3 separate regions of the Homo sapiens genome follow, and all the other regions are linked to region 2. The links are chromatin loops, found by intact Hi-C in ENCODE. Cell type or tissue: chondrocyte. All regions are shown on one strand. Links, peaks and the distances in the headings refer to the core of each region. The heading gives the core; the rest is flanking DNA.

Region 1 (5,901 bases), core at 557-5,556, 510 kb after region 2:
ATATGCAGAAAACTGAAACTGGACCTCTTCCTTACACCTTATACAAAAATTAACTCAAGATGGATTAAAGACCTAAACATATGACCTAAAACCATAAAAACCCTAGAAGAAAATCTAGGCAATACCATTCAGGACATAGGCACGGGCAAAGACTTCATGACTAAGACACCAAAAGCAATGGAAACAAAAGCCAAAATTGACTAATGGGATCTAATTAAACTAAAGAGCTTCTGCACAGCAAAAGAAATTATCATCAGAGTGAACAGGCAACCTACAGAATGGGAGAAAGTTTTTGCCATCTGACAAAGGTCTAACATCCAGAATCTACAAGGAACTTAAACAAATGTACAAGAAAAAAATAGCCCCATCAAAAAGTGGGTGAAGGATATGAACAGACACTTCTCAAAAGAAGACATTTATGCAGCCCGCAAACATATGAAAAAAAGCTCATCATCACTGGTCACTAGAGAAACGCAAATCAAAACCACAATGAGATACCATCTCATGCCAGTTAGAATGGTGATCATTAAAAAGTCACGAAACAACAGATGCTGGAGAGGATGTGGAAAAATAGGAATGCCTTTACACTGTTGGTGGGAGTGTAAATTAGTTCAACCATTGCAGAAGACAGTGTGGCAATTCCTCAAGGATGTAGAACCAGTAATACCATTTGGCCCAGCAATCTCATTGCTGAGCATATACCCAAAGGATTATAAATCATTCCACTACAAAGACACATGCACACGTATGTTTATTGCAGCACTGTTCACAATAGCAAAGACTTAGAACCAACCCAAATGCTCATCAATGATAGACCAGATAAAGAAAATGTGGCACATTTACACCATAGAATACTATGCAGCCATAAAAAAGGATGAGTTCATGTCCTTTCCAGGGACATGGATGAAGCTGGAAGCCATCATTCTCAGCAAACTAACACAAGAACAGAAAACCAAACATGGCACGATCTCATTCATAAATGGGAGTTGAACAATGAGAACACATGGACACATGGAGTGGAACTCCAGGGCCCATTGGGGATTGAACGGATAGGTAAGGGATAGCATTATAGAAATACCTAATGTAGATGATGGGTTGATGGGTGCAGCAAACCACCATGGCACGTGTATACCTATGTAACAAACCTGCACGTTCTGCACATGTATCCCAGAACTTAAAGTATAAAAAGAGAAAATACAAGCAAATTTAAAACTATTTGCTGATAATTATGTCATTAACATCCTTGAAGTCAGTGAAATTTTTCTTTTACAATCATTTTGGATTGGTCACTTATCAACAGAAATAAACATCAGAATAAAATTATAACAAATAATCAATTTATTATTTCATTTAATATTCTCCATTTTCTTTTCTTTTCTTTTTTTTTTTTTTTTTTTTTGAGATGGAGTCTTCAATTGTCACCCAGGCTGGAGTGCAGTGGCGCGATCTCAGCTCACTGCAAGCTCCACCTCCCAGGTTCACGCCATTCTCCTGCCTCAGCCTCCCGAGTAGCTGGGACTACAGGCGCGTGCCACCATGCCTGGCTAATTTTTTGTATTTTTAGTAGAGATGGGGTTTTACCATGTTGGCCAGGCTGGTCTTGAACCCCTGACCTCATGATCCGCCCACCTTGGCCTCCCGAAGTGTTGGGATTACAGGCGTGAGCCACCGCACTTGGCCCATTTTCTCTTTTTATGTATGTAATCTTAAGTACAGGTATTAGGCAGGAATGACTGAATTTTTTTTTTTTTTTTTTTTTTTTGAGAGGAAGTCTCACTCTGTCACCCAGGCTGGAGTGCAGTGGCGCGATTTTGGCTTGCTACAGCCTCTGCTTCCTGGGTTCAAGCAATTCTCCCACCTCAACCTCCCAACTAGCAGGGACTACAGGCGCCTGCCACCACACTCAGCTAATTTTTGTATTTTTAGTAGAGACAGGCTTTCGCCATGTTGGCCAGGGTGGCCTCAACTCCTGACCTCAAGACATCTGCCCACCTCAGCCTTCCAAAGTGCTGGGATTACAGGCGTGAGCCACTGCGCCCGGTGAGGAATGACTGAATTTTAACAAATGTTATTCTGAGCTGGCAGGAAAAAGTGTTGAAAACTTTGAAATGGGCAAATAAGATTACTGGGTGTCTTGTCCAGTGGTGCATCTTGCAACCAGACAACTCTGTAAACATAGGTCACTGCCAGCAATGCAAATGACTCCTGTTCACAGACTGCAAATGAATTTTGCCAGGGAGAAGTGCAAAATGACATCCATTTTTTTCCAAGAAGCCAGTTTTGCATTTATTAAGCAAATTCATTTCAGCATTCCTCATTGCCAATATATGGGTCTGATCTTTGAATTCTCCTGGATTGTTTGTACATATTACTGGTTCCCATTAATTAACGAATTAAATAAAATTCATTTACATTTTTCATTTTACACTTGTATTAGAATCATAATTTTATCATAATCATAATCATAATTCTCCTCAAAACTGTCTTTTCAACAGATCCAAGACACCTACACCACCCCCTTCATAAGGGGGAATTTTGAATTTCCCTTCAAAAAAAACAGATTAATTAGAAAATCATCCTTCAGAGAACATCACCAAAAAAAAATCACATGATCCTCCACCACCACCACTATTAAATTGTTTCTTTTTTGTTTTTAATGTACTAATTTAATTATAAATAAATTAGCCCATAAAGTTTAAACAATGTATAAGTATATAAAGCAGAGTGATGACGCCTCCCTAAACACTTTGGTATCACTTCCCAAAAGTAACCAATGTTAAAGATTAAAATGAACATTACATATATAGGTAAAAACTATAAGTAAGGAATCACAGGAAGGTAATATGGAGGTAAAATTAAAACTTTGGCATTGAGGTGGGAGTCTAGTTGTTACATTTGAAGTCAGAAAACAAAAATTCTATTCACCTTTTATGGCCTCCTTACGTGTACCCATGTGTTCCTTAGAAGTGCCTGTGGCCTCCTTATTCATACCTGTGTGCTCCTTGTACATACTCGTGGGCTCCTTATATGTATCTGTGTGGTTCTCATAAGAACCTATGTGCTCCTTATGCGTACCTGTGTAAAAACACACCTGCAGGAGGAGCTACACTCAGCCTCTTCAGGGCCATCTCCCATGCACCTTCTCTGGTATGCTTCACTCCTTGAGCATTTACCGTTACTCGTTTACCATTTTGCTCTTGTAACTTAATTCTTATCCTTTACTAATCTCCAAAGCCCAGGTGGAGACCCTCTATCTTAGTGCTCAGGCTTGGCCCCCTTCTAGAATATGACTTCTTTCTTTGCCTTCCAGAAAAGGGGATAAAGCAAATATTCATACCTGAAACCAGGCAAGAAAATGAAAAGCAGACCTGCTGGCAACTAGGCCATAATATTTCCAATTGCATATAAACCACAATCACAGAATAGAAACAATGTCTAAACAAGTCCATTCCAAGCCCGTATTTGGAATGAGACACAGATAAGGCCACTCTGAAATCACAAAAATAGTAAAACAGCCCCCTCTTCTGTCTAACATGAGTGACTGCTTCTCCTTTACCTCACCAAGGAAAACCACTGTCGTCCTTCTATCTTATAGATAAAAATCATTACGATATTCAGTCACAAAATTGCTCCTGCTTCCTGAAACATCCAATTCAGAATTGCTCCCCACCTCCTCAATCCTCCCTTGAATCATCCAGCACACACTCACATACTATGACAAGCTTCTTCCAACTCCTCATCATTTATTTAAGGTGCTTTCAGTCTTGCAACAGCAAGAAAAATAAGTATAATTTCTTCGTACTACAATAAATGTGTTCCTGATGGTCCTTCATTGGTGGGCTTTAATGTATAAATACTTATTTACTTTAAGGGAATATTAAATTTGATTCTGGTCTTCTAGTAATGCTTAAAAATGCTTCCCTCTGCATGTTCTGTGTCCTTCCATGTCTAATAAAGAGTCATATTGCAATGCACTTTCATATGCATTTTCTCACTTTAATTTAGCATCAAACATCTAAAGCAGGTAAAATTAATGTTTTTGTGCTCAACATTCTTTAAGGTTGAGATTTGCCTGAGTTCATTCAGAAAGTTGTGAGCAACGCCATGTAGAGTTCTGAATTCTCTACCCCTGAGAACAATCTAACACAGGGAAAGTGATCAATGAAAAGGCCAAAAGTTTACATTTATCTCCTCAAAAAATACACTGAGTGATGCAGGAGCTCCCAGAGGGGCAGCTCGATTGGAATGCACATGGGTTCAGGAATAGTGGCCACTGACACCTGAGCAACGGGCAGTTCCACATTAAGTGGAAGGCTAGTCAAATAACTTACTCCTTTTTCTTTCTCCTAGGTTCATACATACATCATCTCATTTTTAATGAGATGATGAATGAGATGTATGTACATTTAATGAGATGTATGTATGAACCTAGGAGAAAGTGTAATCCCAGCTCTTTGGGAGGCCGAGGCAGGAGGATCAGTTGAGCCCAGGAGTTCAAGACTATAGAGAAAATCAGAACTCATGACAGAACAAGTTCCAACAATGCTATTAATTAATTTAATTGCTTCTCCAAGAAGACGAGGGATCAGACATCTCCAATCCCTGACTCCTTTAACACTCCATCAGTCCCCCTCTTTAGCTAGCACCACACCAGGATTCACCTTATTCCCAGCCCTTAACCCTCCAACCTCCACATCCCTCCCCCAATTTCACAAATGGAATAAAGCTCATGAGGCTTCAGAATAGCACAACGGCCCCTAGAAACTAATTAACCTAACAACCTGCAGCTACACTACCCCATGTATGAGACCAGAAACTTTGTGAGATGTAAAGTCAACAGACACCCCAGTTGGTCATTCAGACTTCCTCCAAAACATTGCTAAGCTCACTGCCTAAGAATAAGCTTTCAGATTCCAGCTTCAGACACAAGCTGCATCCAAAGCTGTCTCCTTCGCCCAAGATATCCGAGGCACTGGCATGGCACTGGGGTTCGCCTTTCTAGTAAATCCCCCCCGGGGAGGTCTCAAGTGGCCTTTTTTACACTGCTTTCCATTTAATAACAGTTTCAATCATCAGAGTTTTTTTTGTTTTGTTTTGCTTTGTTTTTGAGACGGAGTGTCGCTCTGTCACCCAGGCTGGAGTGCAGTGGCACAATCTCGGCTCACTGCAAGCTCCGCCTTCCGGGTTCATGCCATTCTCTTGCCTCAGCCTCCCTAGCAGCTGGGACTACAGGCGCCCGCCACCACGCCCGGCTAATTTTTTGTATTTTTAGTAGAGACGGGATTTCACCATGTTAGCCAGGATGGTCTCGATCTCCTGACCTCGTGATCCACCCGCCTCAGCCTCCCAAAGTGCTGGGATTACAGGCGTGAGCCACCACGCTCGGCTCCCCAGAGATGTTTTAATAGCAGTTAACATGCGAAGGAAAAGGTCTTAATCCTTGATAGCAGAAGATTCCATGTCTCCTATGCAAATGTCACCATCATTATCCCAGCAAATTTTGAACACCTTGTTCCAAAGGATATGTATTAGAACCTAAGTCTCACTAGCTGCAAAGCCCTTACTTTTTCCACTCGCTGGCATAAAACCAATGAAAATTTGAAATACTTCAAAAAAAGACCACTGCTAGAGACTATACCCGCATTGACCAAGAACTATCAAATGACACGTTCACGCTCTCCTGCCATGACCTGCACCTTAAATAGCATGAAGACATTTATACAATTGCAAATACAAGGGAGGGTTTCAATTCTTTTAATATATAATATGGAAAGGAAATTGCTTTTCAGTGCATACACATTAACAGAATATCTTCAAGCATATTTCTATTTAGATTGTTATTTGCAAACATTGGAAATAACACATTCTATGAGCTGTCACCAGATGGATCAAACATTTGCA
Region 2 (5,901 bases), core at 437-5,436:
TCACCATTGTGTGTCCAACAGAGGTAAAAGCTGGCTTATAAGCAAAATAGTTTTCTTTTTCTTGGAGAAAGACTCTAGAATATCAAATTATTGCCTAGCAACTAAAACTATGAAGTTCATTCTCCATTTATAAAACATATGATTAAAAAAGTGTAAGGAACCGCTTTTCTTCTCTTTCATTATACAAATGGAGATGCGTGCCTATGATAAACAGTTCCAGAAGTTGAAAACAATGATATGAATCTCTGCCCCAGATAGATTCTGTCTTTAGATGTCTCCATCACTGCACCAGCTCCCTTTCCCTTCACATCCTGTGTCATTCAGAGCTGGGAGTTCAGCCAATCAACAGTATCTACTAGGTGTCTGCTGTTCTGGGTGCTGGAGATACTGTGGTGAATCAAACATGCTGATAAACACAGAAGAGGTTAACAGAGAATAAACTGGACCTGGCCTCTCCCTTAACTCTGTCTCTGCCATCAAGTAAGACAGGCACAGAATGCTGACAGGTGGCTTGGGCACGTGGGAGTCCTTGACAAAAGCAGTGAAGATGGAGTGGAAGTTGTGACTCTTCCTGCACATGCATTTAATTATACAACACACAAGTATTAAAAGCTTAATGTTTGCCAGTCACTGTGCTGGTTGCTGGATTCTTCTGTGAGTAAAACAGACACAAATTTCCTGGACTCAGGGAGTTTCAAGTTGAGTGAGAGATGGAGGGGTAAACAAGTAAGTCATTATAAAATGTAAAGTGTTATAAAGAAAATAACACAGGGGACTGGGACAGGAAATGAAAGAGAAGACATATTTAGTGCAGTAAGGAAGGTCTCACTGAAGAGCAATCATGTTTAGGCATAAAAAAGAAAAAAGGAACCATCCTTGTGAAGAACAGTGGAAGAGCATTCGAGGCAGATGATGTAGTATGCGCCTAGGCCCTGAGGAAGGACAGAGCTTAGTGAGTCCCAGCAATGGGAGGGAAGGAGGACAGGGGTATGAGATGAAGTTGGCAGAGGGCAAACCATGTCATTTGTATGTTATTCAAGGTTTAATCAAGGCATTAACATTTTATCAGGTAAGGGGATGGTAGAATATAGTTTGCATTTCAGAACAGTCTCTGTGCTGTGGAGAATCATTAGTAACAGGGAGGACTGGAGGAAGTAGAAAGAGCTTGAGGAAGGTATTGTTGTATTCTAGGCAGGAGATGAGGGTGATTTGTAATAGGGTGATGATGGCAAACAGAGAGAGTGGTGGATGGATTCAAAATAGATGTTGAAGGCAGAATCCACAATACTTACAGATGGACTGAGTGTGGTCAGGGAAAGGGAGGAATTAAAGCTGTTTCCCAGATATCTGGCTGTTTACAGAGATAAGGGAGACTGAAGGAAGAACAGGTTTGGGAGAAAAATCGAGGGTTCTTCTTTGGACATGTGAAAAATGGAGATGCATGTGAGATACTAAAAGGGAGATGACGGGCGGGGCACGGTGGCTCACACCTGTAATCCCAGCACTTTGGGAGGCCGAGGCGGGTGGATCACGAGGTCAGGAGATCGAGACCATCCTGGCTAACACGGTGAAACCCCGTCTCTACTAAAAATACAGAAAATTAGCCGGGCGTGGTGGCGGGTGCCTGTAGTCCCAGCTACTCGGGAGGCTGAGGCAAGAGAATGGCATGAACCTGGGAGGTGGAGCTCGCAGTAAGCCGAGATCACGCCACTGCACTCCAGCATGGGGGACAGAGCAAGACTCCGTCTCAAAAAAAATAAAAAATAAAAAATAAAGGGGAGATGTCAAGTGGATATTTAATAGTTGGATAAATACGACAGTGAGCAATCTGGGCCAGAGGTGTATATACATTTATTAGTTACCAGTCTATTGATTATATTTAAATTCATGAAAATGGATGAGCCTTGTAAGGAAAGTCTATAGACAGAAAAGAGAAGAGTTTCTGATGGCCAGCCCAGGGGTTAGAGAGAGGACCCATGCAGGATGCTGGGTAGCCGGCAGCCAAAGGGGCAGGAGGGAAGCCGGCACACAGGGATGTGTCAGACCAAGAGCAGAGGGCACTTCAAGAGGGAGCCATGCCCACAGGGTGGAACGCCATGGACATTTGTGTCAGAACAGCCCCAAACAGTGTCCACTGGATTTGGCCATATGTAGGGAGACCACTGCAGACCATGAGAAAAGCAGCTTCAGTGTCAGTGATGTGATGGGATCAAGCAAGGTTGGAGCCATTGGAAGCCACTCAATGGAAGAATGAGTGGAAGAAGGAGAGGCCTTAAACACAATGCATTCAATAAGTTTGGAAGAGAAATAGGACAGGAGCTGAAGGGATATTCAGGGTCACGGGACATTAAGAGTAAGCCTGTGTGCCATTTGGAGTGACCTAGGAAGAGGGAGTTATTGATGAAATGGCCTCGGGGCTGGGAAGGAAGAGGGAGAGAGACTTGATAAAGGGAGAGGGAGGAGGGACAGAGCCCCTAGAGGTAAGAAGGACACTTTTGTCAAGATGATGGGACCCAGGGAGGTTTGTAGAACCATCATGGGAAGACATGGCAGCACCTGTTTGATGAATTCTAGTCTCAATAAACTGTGAACCAAGTGTAAAAGGAGGCATGAGATGTGTAGCAGAAATGAGAAAAAGGTGAGGAGAGCCTCTGCGAGGCACTCCAATGCCTCAGGTCTTTTTGTTGCTGGTAGTTTTTTCCTCATTGTTTAGTTTTGACTCTGAAGAGAAAAGCTTGGTGGAATTGGGAAAAGGGAACTCTGTGAGTTCTTGTCCTGGAAGGAGGCTGCAACATCAAAAGCAGGGAGAAATTGCAGGAGAACCAAGAGGCTGCAGTTTTGGAGATTCATGTTGCCATGAATTAAAATTTAATTCTATTTCAGAGAAAAATTCGTTTAGCTTACTAATAGGAAACAACCATACTGATGGCCAAGGTGGGTTTTTACATGATTTGAATAATTAAGAACACTAGAGGGCAGCATTGCTGAAAGGAAAAATCAACTGTCTTCTAGATACTGTTAAGTGCATAACATGGAGATGCCTTTTAAAAGCCTCCTAGGCAGAATAACAATTCTGAGTGAGGAAAGGATGTTAGAAAGATAGTTTAGTGCACTGCATCACCTGCCTCTGGGAAAGGAGACTCAGACAAATGTGATTAAACCTGATAACCCAGTACTGAATGTGACTCTCCTGGTCTGGGCTCCTTCCCTAGTTTTCCAGAAGCCTTAATCCCAGTGGTTCTCAACTCCGACTACATATTAGAAACACCTGGAGTGGGGGCTTTACAAACTATCCAGGCCCAGGCTCCACTGAAATTCTATTATATTAGAATCTCTTGGGGGTGAGGCCCCAGCATCGATAATAATTTAAAAACTCATCCCAGATGATGATTCTAGTGTGCAGCCAGGATTTAGAACCAACGTGCTTGTCTACACCAATGGTCTCAGGGTGTAGCTCCTGGACCAGCAGCAGCAGCAGCAGCAGCAGCAGCAGCACCTGGAAACTTGTTACAAATGCAAATCCCAGGGCCTCACCCCAGACTTAGTAAATTACAAAGTCTGCATATGTGTTTTAAGCAGCCTTTCAAGTAATGCTGACACACACTGCTTTATACTATTCCCAAGTAAGCCATTTCAATGGATACAAACGTCTTCCTATATTTCCTCTTTTGCTTTTTTATCTAACCCAAGTGCTTCATGCTATAATCTTTAGTTATTTGCCTTAGTACATAAGCAAACAGATAGCTAGTATGATATCTACTCTCTCTCTCTCTTCCTCTCCCTCTTTCCCCTCCGCCCCACTCCACCACCATGAATCAGAATCGCCTGGGAAATTTGGCAAAAATGCTGAGGTCCAGGTCCTAGCCTCCTTCAGTGAGCCAGGGCCTTTGTATTAGTTTCATTAGCTCTCAATCACAAACTTTTAGAAAAACTGACTAAACTATTGAAAGACTTTGTTAAGTCCTCCCTCTGCGCTCCTTTCCAGGTTGAAATAATCATTATTCTTTAACCTAATGATGCCTCCCCAGCGCTCACCCGCCACAGGCAGCTCTCGTACATACTCCCTGTATCCCTAGCACACAGGTGGCTCCCTATAAATGCTGCAGGTCCACTTTGTTTCCCTGAGTACTCAATTTCCTTCTGTAAAGTGAGAAATGATATGGATGTTGTGAAATTCTTTCAAAGCTTGACGTGGGATAATGGGTGTAGAATAACTTGTGAATTTGAAACAGTAACACAAACTGAAAATGGCCCAGGTTTCTTCTCAAATAGGCCCAGATTCTAACATTTTGGGGACAGTTGTTTCAGTAATGTAGGCCATCAATGTTTTAAAAAATATGCATTTTATGTCAAAGAAATTAATACAACTATTTGTTCTGAGTGAAAACAATTTTGGTTGATCAATATTTTAATTTTCTAAATTGGATCACATGCCAAAAGTGGTAGCTCACATTAAACTTTTTTTCCTGCAAAATGTTCCCTAGAACTTTGAAAGTTGTAAGCAAATAGTTGTACTGCATGAACAATAAGCCATAGGGGTAAAGATAAAAATATGCTTATTAGAAATTAATGTTTTGATCAGATAAAATGTACTCAAATTAATCTGGCCACAGAGATAAAAGCAAAAGATAAAAAAGATAAAAGCAAAAGAAGCCTTAGAGGTAATCCAGTGCAGTTCCTTCTTATTCTAGATGAGGAAACAGGTTAGGAGTGAAGTTTTTAGGCATAATTAAAAGCTTGAATATTATTAACAATTATAAATATTTTAAATATGCTTGCAAAATACTGAGAAAAAACATGCAAAATAATTGTATTATTTAGTGGAATTACATGCAATTTTGTTCTTAATTTTTCACATTTCCAGTAAATATGTTATACTTTTATGTAAAAAAGAAGAATGATTATCTAACAAGCAAAGGCACCACTTTAGACACTAACATATTATATATTTAACCAAATAAAATTGCTATTTTTAGAGCCCCATAATAGTTTAATATTGACAGTATCCTATGGTTCAACCCAGCTGATATCAGATTTTTTTTTTTAAGAGGCAAGGATCAAGATGGAGGCTACAACACTGGTATAATGCAAGAATTTGGTTTCATCAGAGGAGTTGCTGTTAACACTAATAAAAAATAGGCCTAGACCTAGGCACAATTTTTACTTCAGGTCAGCTGTTTGTGATTTATCTACCTTAAGTTGTTTATTTATTTAACTTCAGAAGCTTGTGGTGGTGGTGGTTTATAACTGTACTGCTTTGAAGCTTAGAGGAATCATCTTGAATCTTGATCAGTCCTTCATATTCTGAGCTGCAGAGAATCCTCTCAGCTTGATGCCTGGAGATAGAGGACTATCATTCTTCAGAGGACTGGAAACTTATAATCATAAATGAAATGATGTCATCCTTAGTATGGATCATGAGTCACATATCTTAAAGGTTTGCTGAATGTCTGAGGACAGCCTGGTTCCATTTGCCTTACAGAGCATGTATTAGGATGCAGGAGACATTGTTTTTTTTTGGTCCCATCACAGTCACTAACCTTTGACATCTCTTGTCCTTGCTGAGATCTCAGTTTCTTCAATGCAAATGAGCAGATTGATATTAATTAAGCATATACTTAATCTTGACAGTAACTGTTTAGGTGGGAATATTTGAATCCCATTTTGTTGAGGAAGAACCTGAGACTCAGAAAGATAAAATCACTTGGGCCAGGTCTCAGCAGATAGTCTATAGACCCCATCTAGCTTTGAAGTTCTGTGATCTGTCATCGTGAGAGGTTCTTTGCATAATGCATTGATGGAGAAGATGGTTTGGGGAGAGAAAACTAACAGAGCATTTACTTAATTCACCTCATTGTGTGTTTGTGAACATGTGATGCCTTGTGTGGTTATATCCATCCA
Region 3 (5,901 bases), core at 232-5,231, 340 kb after region 2:
CAGCAGAAGCGTACAGGCCCAGAGTTACCGCTGGTCCCAGTCAAGCGGCAGCGGCATGAGTTGCTGTTGGGAGTGGCGGGATCGGGCCCTGGAGCCGGGCAGCAGCAGGCGACGCCAGGAGCTTTGCTGCAAGCAGGACCTCCGAGGTGTTCCTCCCTTCAAGCCCCAATCATGCTGCTCTCTGGACATGAAGGGGAAGTATACTGCTGCAAGTTCCACCCCCAACCGATCCACCTTAGCATCTGCAGGATTTGACCGACTGATATTGTTGTGGAATGTCTATGGTGACTGTGATAATTCTGCCATACTGAAGGAACACAGTGGAGCAGTGATGGAACTGCATTACAACACAGATGGCAGTATGCTCTTCCCAGCATCCACAGATAAAACTGTGGCTGTGTGGGATAGTGAAACGGGCAAGAGGGTTAAAACGCTAAAGGGACATACTTCCTTTGTGAATTCCTGTTATCTAGCCACCTTGTTTGCACTAGCAGTGACGATGGCACAGTTAAGCTTTGGGACTCTGGAAGAAAGCAGCCATCTAAACATTTCAGAACATGTACCAGGTGTTAGCTGTGACCTTCAATGACACAAGTGATCAGATTATTTCTGGTGGAATAGACAATGATATCAAGGTCTGGGACCTGTGCCAGAACAAACTAACCTACACCATGACAGGCCATGCAGATTCAGTGACTGGCCTGACCTTAAGTTCTGAAGGTTCTTATCTCTTGTCCAATGCAATGGACAATACAGTTCGTGTCTGGGATGTCTGGCCATTTGCCCCCAAAGAGAGGTGTGTAAACATAGTTCAAGGAAATGTGCACAACTTTGAAAAGAACCTTCTAAGATGTTCTTGGTCACCTGATGGAAGCAAAATAGCACCTGGCACAGCCGACAGGTTTGTGTATGTGTGGGATACCACAAGCAGGAGAATACTGTATGAGCTGCCCGGCCATGCTGGCTCCATCAATGAAGTTGCTTTCCACCCTGACTAGCCCTTCATTATCTCAGCATCGAGTGACAAGAGACTGTTGGGATATGGAATGGAAGACTCCAAGGCTACTTGTCTTTGAGACCTCAGACTGCATAAGTGACGTCAAATATTTATTGCCCAGGCTAGCACCCTCCCTTCAGATGACGATTACTGGCAAGAAACAGAGGAGGTGGTGGCCATATTCCAAAAACCACTGCTATCCCATTTCACCAGGATGACTAAGGCAAGCTCCCCGTGGCCTCTAAAATCCACCTGCCTGATTTCAGGAACTGTTTTGTTTTGTTTTTTGAGACAGAGTCTCGCTCTATCACCCAGGCTGGAGTGCAGTGGCGCATCTCGGCTCACTGCAAGCTCCGCCTCCCGGGTTCACGCCATTCTCCTGCCTCAGCCTCCGAGTAGCTGGGACTACAGGCACCTGCCAGCACACTCGGCTAATTTTTTGTATTTTCAGTAGAGACAGGGTTTCACTGTGTTAGCCAGGATGGTCTCGATCTCCTGACCTTGTGATCCACCCGCCTCGGCCTCCCAAAGTGCTGGGATTACAGGCATGAGCCACCGTGCCCGGCCTTCAGGGACGTTGTATTTTATTTTTTCTTTTTCTTTTTTCCTGTTTTCTAATGCCTGCCCAATGTGACAAATTTGCTGGTTGGGATTTTTTTTTTATTTAGTAACTGGCTTGTAGGATATTTTCTTTCTGTATTTCTCTAAGTGATTTTGTATTAAAAACATTTGTATTAAAAGCCTTAAAAAATAAAAAGCAAACAAACCCAAAGCACCTCTGTTTTCTGTTGATGACAGTCCAGAGGGGTAAAAATCCAAACTCACTGCAACAGATCAGAAGCCTCATGAGCTGACAATTTGGCTGAGACCACTCTAAGCCCTGTGAGGTTCTCCACCAAATAGTTGAGTAGGTAAATAAATAAATATTGTGGCAGCCAGAGAAACACCATGTTTCCCTGAAGAATTCCACTTGTAGACTTGAGGAAGAGTTCAACAACTAGCATCTGGTAAAGTTAGCTAGAAGCTGCCATATCTTCTAAAAGTGAAAGCTCACTGGCAGATGCACCCTCATTGGCAGCCCAAGCCCAGTCTTCCTGGTACCTTTTTAGACCCCTGCGTTGGTGGCTCCATGCCTCCTGATGGGAGGCTGAGCTGCTATGAGAATAAGAGGGCCTGTGGAAGCGACCACATTGGCTAAATATCAGCCCCTCCAGCTCTTCTCGACCTCGGGCACACTGATGTATGGGATAACTAACCAGCTTTAAAGAAAAGACCTAAAAAAGGACTTGGTAGGTATGTGGGTCCCTGATTTCCCATTGATACTTTGACTACAGGCTGGAACAGTCAGGGTGTCAGGGAAGGGCTCACCCATTCCTTAATGAGTAAAGAAGCATGGCATTCTCTGCTGGGAGAATTTTATTTTGCTGAATACTGTAGATCCTGCTAACTACCTACCCTTCTGATGGATGTTCACACAGCTAAAGAGCTCCTCCTGCTGAATTCTCATCAAGAAACTGGCTGCAGAAAGCAGCTCCTCCTTATAAGCTCTGCATGTAGCCCTCTGTCAGCTACATAATGTTTCTAATTCCTACCCAAGAACAAACCACTAAAAATTAATTATTGCTTGAAGGGAACAAAGAGAGAAAATACCAAGTATTTAATTCCTAAAATTATTTTGAGTAAAACTGGAGATAAGAAGGCTAGCCTTGAGCAATATCTTTGTCCCCAAATGTAGAATGTATTAGAGTTCTCTAGAGAACCAGAACTAATAGGAGGTAAACATAAAGAGATCATTACAAGGAATTTGTTCATATGATTATAGAGGCTTAAAAGTCCCATAATCGGTAGTCTGCAAGCTGGAGACTCAGGAAAGTTGGTGGTGTTGTTCCAGTACGAGTCTGAAGGCCTGAGGACCAGGAGAGCCAATGGTATATGTCACTGTCTGAGGGCAGAAGGCCAACGTCCCAGCTCAATCAATTGAATCAATTGGGCAAAGAGAGTGAATTCTGCCTTCCTCCATCTTTTGTTCTATTCAGGTCCTCAACTGATTGGATGATGGCCACTCACATCAGGAAGGGCAATCTGCTTCACACAGTCCTCTGGTACAAATGCTGATCTCATTGGAAACACCCTTACAGACACACCCAGAAATAACATTGAAACAAACATCTGGGCACCCTGTGGCCCTGTCAAGTTGACATATAAAATTAACCATCGCATACAATTTGTTGCATTTTTTTGTTACATAGAGTGTTAATAATACTGGATAAGAACTTAGAATAAATGCTGTCATTTAAAGATGGGGAAACTGAGGTCCCCAGAGAGGTTAAGGGGCTTGACTGAGACTCCCACTGACAATTGGATAGACCTGGAAGTAAAACCCAGATGAACTATGCTATTTTCTTTCCTACTGACCACTGGACAGTAATTGCTCTTATTACCTGGATGATTCATAACCCATTTCCAGTGTGTTTAACATTTATAACTAAGTAGTTAAAACTAGGAAGAGTTTCACTTACAGATGGTGATTTTTTGTGTGTTTTTTTAGACCCTCTTCTTCCCATTGTCTTATTACACCCTCACTCCCTCATCTCGGAAACACCCTGGTTAACTCACTGGCCATCTTGATAATGGTTCTGTTGCCCTGAGAGTGAAATCAGGGCTGAGCTTCTTAAGAAGAAAAGTGCTGAGTCAATTTCTACCCAATTTTGTGTCAGGGCCTTGTGACCAGGGTCCCTGCCCCTCTTAGACAGCAACACTGCCTGTTGACCGCAGTGACTTGAGGCATCCGACATTCAGATCTTCTTCCAGGCTTTTCTTTCTCTCCAGAGGAGAAGCCTTTTCTAAACACTTGCCAGATGCTTTCAATGAGCCTTACATGTCTTTCCCTAGAAGCAAAATGTTTAAGGTCCACAAGTGAATGTAATACCCACACTAGCTTCTGAAAGAAACTGCCAGATGACAGAAGGACCTTTACATCCAGAGGTGTTAGCAAAGTTGTGTGGGGCCACATGGGTAGATTGGAACTGCTCTAGCTTAAAAGGCATTAGATGCCCTGGGCTCTCTCCATGGCTAGCAAAACCCAGCTCAGAGAGTATTCTCTGCCTGCAATATTCCCCTGGGACTTTCCAGGACCTATCTCAGTCCTTTAGCCTACGGTTTTATCCCCTTGTCTTGTCTACTCTGTGACTTCATGCTGACTACCTCCAATTATCTAGAAAGGCCCCTATCTACTCTCAGTGGCCACTTGCCACTAACCACTGACCTGGGAATAAGTAACCAATCATGTCACCATCCTCATTCCCTTTTTTAAAATGCCGTTTGATAGCCGCATGTGGTGGCTCGCGCCTGTAATCCCAGCATTTTGGAAGGCCGAGGAGGGTGGATTGCTTAAGGTCAGGAGTTTGAGACCAGCCTGGCCAACATGGCGAAACCCTGTCTCCAAAAAAAGTACAAAAATTAGCTGGGTGTGGTGGTGAATGCCTGTAGTCCCCGCTACTCAGGAGGCTGAGGCACGAGAATTGCTTGAGCCTGAGAGGCAGAGGTTGCAGTGAGCTCAGATTGCACCATGGCATTCCAGCCTGGGCAACAAAGCAAGACTCTGTCTCCAAAAAAAAAAAAAAGCCATTTGAATTATGCAGAAAGGCAAGGCTTCAAAATTCTGTTATGAAACTCTGCTGTCCCTCTGTCTGTCACACATCCCCCACCAGAGGGACTTAGAGTGTGTTTGCTCATAGTATGTGGTTTAATAACAACTTCTGATGAATACAGATACGAAGAAAATTGACAAGTTTATGTGTGAATCCACTGGGCATCAAACGCTCACCTTGTTCCTAGAGATTTTTCTTGGCATAATGCCAAGAAATATAAAACCCAGTCCTGTGTGCAGTTGAAATGCATTTAGAAGGTGTGTGTGATAAGATTTCTCATTAAAGAACACCCTTGGCTGATATACACAGCCTCAAATATATTTTACTCCCAGAAATCACTTGGTCAGATTAAATAATTACAAAGATACTAGAGAAGTCTGTGATTTGTAAAAATAAGCTTACAAAATGGAATCCACCAATAGGCTAGGCATTTTTGTCACTGATTTCAAAAGAAATTTTCAGAAACTGACTGTCCAGAGAAGAGAGTTGGTTATGTACTTAGAGATTAGAGGCCATGTAGCGTTTTAACTCTCTGGAGGGCGTAGGGGAAATGAAGAGCCCTTGAAATAAACACTTTGAACAGCACAGTACATTCGCATTGGACTCTTTCTTGCAATTGGCTTCTTAAAGCAGAAAATGTTATATAAATATGAAGAACTGTCTTCAGAGAAGACATATTTCACATTCCTGCCTTTTAATGGTCCTAATGATATAAAATTGGATAAAGTACATATTGCCACTAAATGAAAAGTATAAATCTCTTTCCCTCCTGCTATCCCAATTTCCCTCAAGGAAATTCTTTCAAGCACTCTGCTTTATATTTCATGCTAATTTCTCCATTGCCAAAGGACCACTGGGGAGAAATTTGTGTTTAAAATGTAGTCATATGGATTAGGATTCTTCAGGAAAGCAATTATTCAATGACATTTATAGAAGAGAGAAACCAATATAGACTATTCTTACTCTTACAATGGATGTTCCTGCAAGGGGTGACACAGGTTAAAATGATATAAATGGGAACTGATTTCAGTGTGTGTGTGTGTGTGTGTGTGTGTGTGTGTATGTGTGCGTGAAGTTTCTAACTATAAGCCGGTGCTCAGAGTTGACAGAAATGGTCTTAGGCAACATATTTAATCAACTATAAATTCTTATCCTTGTGTAGCTCAAACAAAGGTAGACATACATAATTGGGTAAAAGCCCACTCACCGCCAAAAAGCAGTGTACGTAATTCCTGGGTCAATTGAACAATTTGT

Evidence for each region. Hi-C counts contacts between places; a loop is a spot of excess contacts. Peaks named below come from ENCODE experiments on the same cell type or tissue, not always from the same donor. Only the 100,000 strongest peaks of a DNase experiment are listed, where the experiment ranks them.
Region 1: a loop joins it to region 2, with 3 times the contacts of the local background. A loop is called at or near these places in 8 of 110 quality-filtered maps.
Region 3: a loop joins it to region 2, with 5 times the contacts of the local background. A loop is called at or near these places in 22 of 110 quality-filtered maps.

The regions. Positions count from the first base shown.
Region 1 is chr3:155,993,365-155,999,265 of GRCh38, reverse strand. No RefSeq gene overlaps it. Among named protein-coding and RNA genes, the nearest start is that of KCNAB1, 120 kb to the left of the region's middle. In chondrocyte, for the core only: a CTCF peak has its summit at 3,515 (motif pointing left); no DNase peak of the experiment used is centred there.
Region 2 is chr3:156,506,970-156,512,870 of GRCh38, reverse strand. All of the region lies in intron 8 of KCNAB1 (potassium voltage-gated channel subfamily A regulatory beta subunit 1), which reads right to left. Among named protein-coding and RNA genes, the nearest start is that of SSR3, 45 kb to the left of the region's middle. In chondrocyte, for the core only: CTCF peaks have their summits at 2,763 and 2,972 (motif pointing right); no DNase peak of the experiment used is centred there.
Region 3 is chr3:156,171,002-156,176,902 of GRCh38, reverse strand. All of the region lies in intron 1 of KCNAB1 (potassium voltage-gated channel subfamily A regulatory beta subunit 1), which reads right to left. It also overlaps the pseudogene SNRNP40P1. Among named protein-coding and RNA genes, the nearest start is that of KCNAB1, 53 kb to the right of the region's middle. In chondrocyte, for the core only: CTCF peaks have their summits at 2,295, 2,494 and 4,718; no DNase peak of the experiment used is centred there.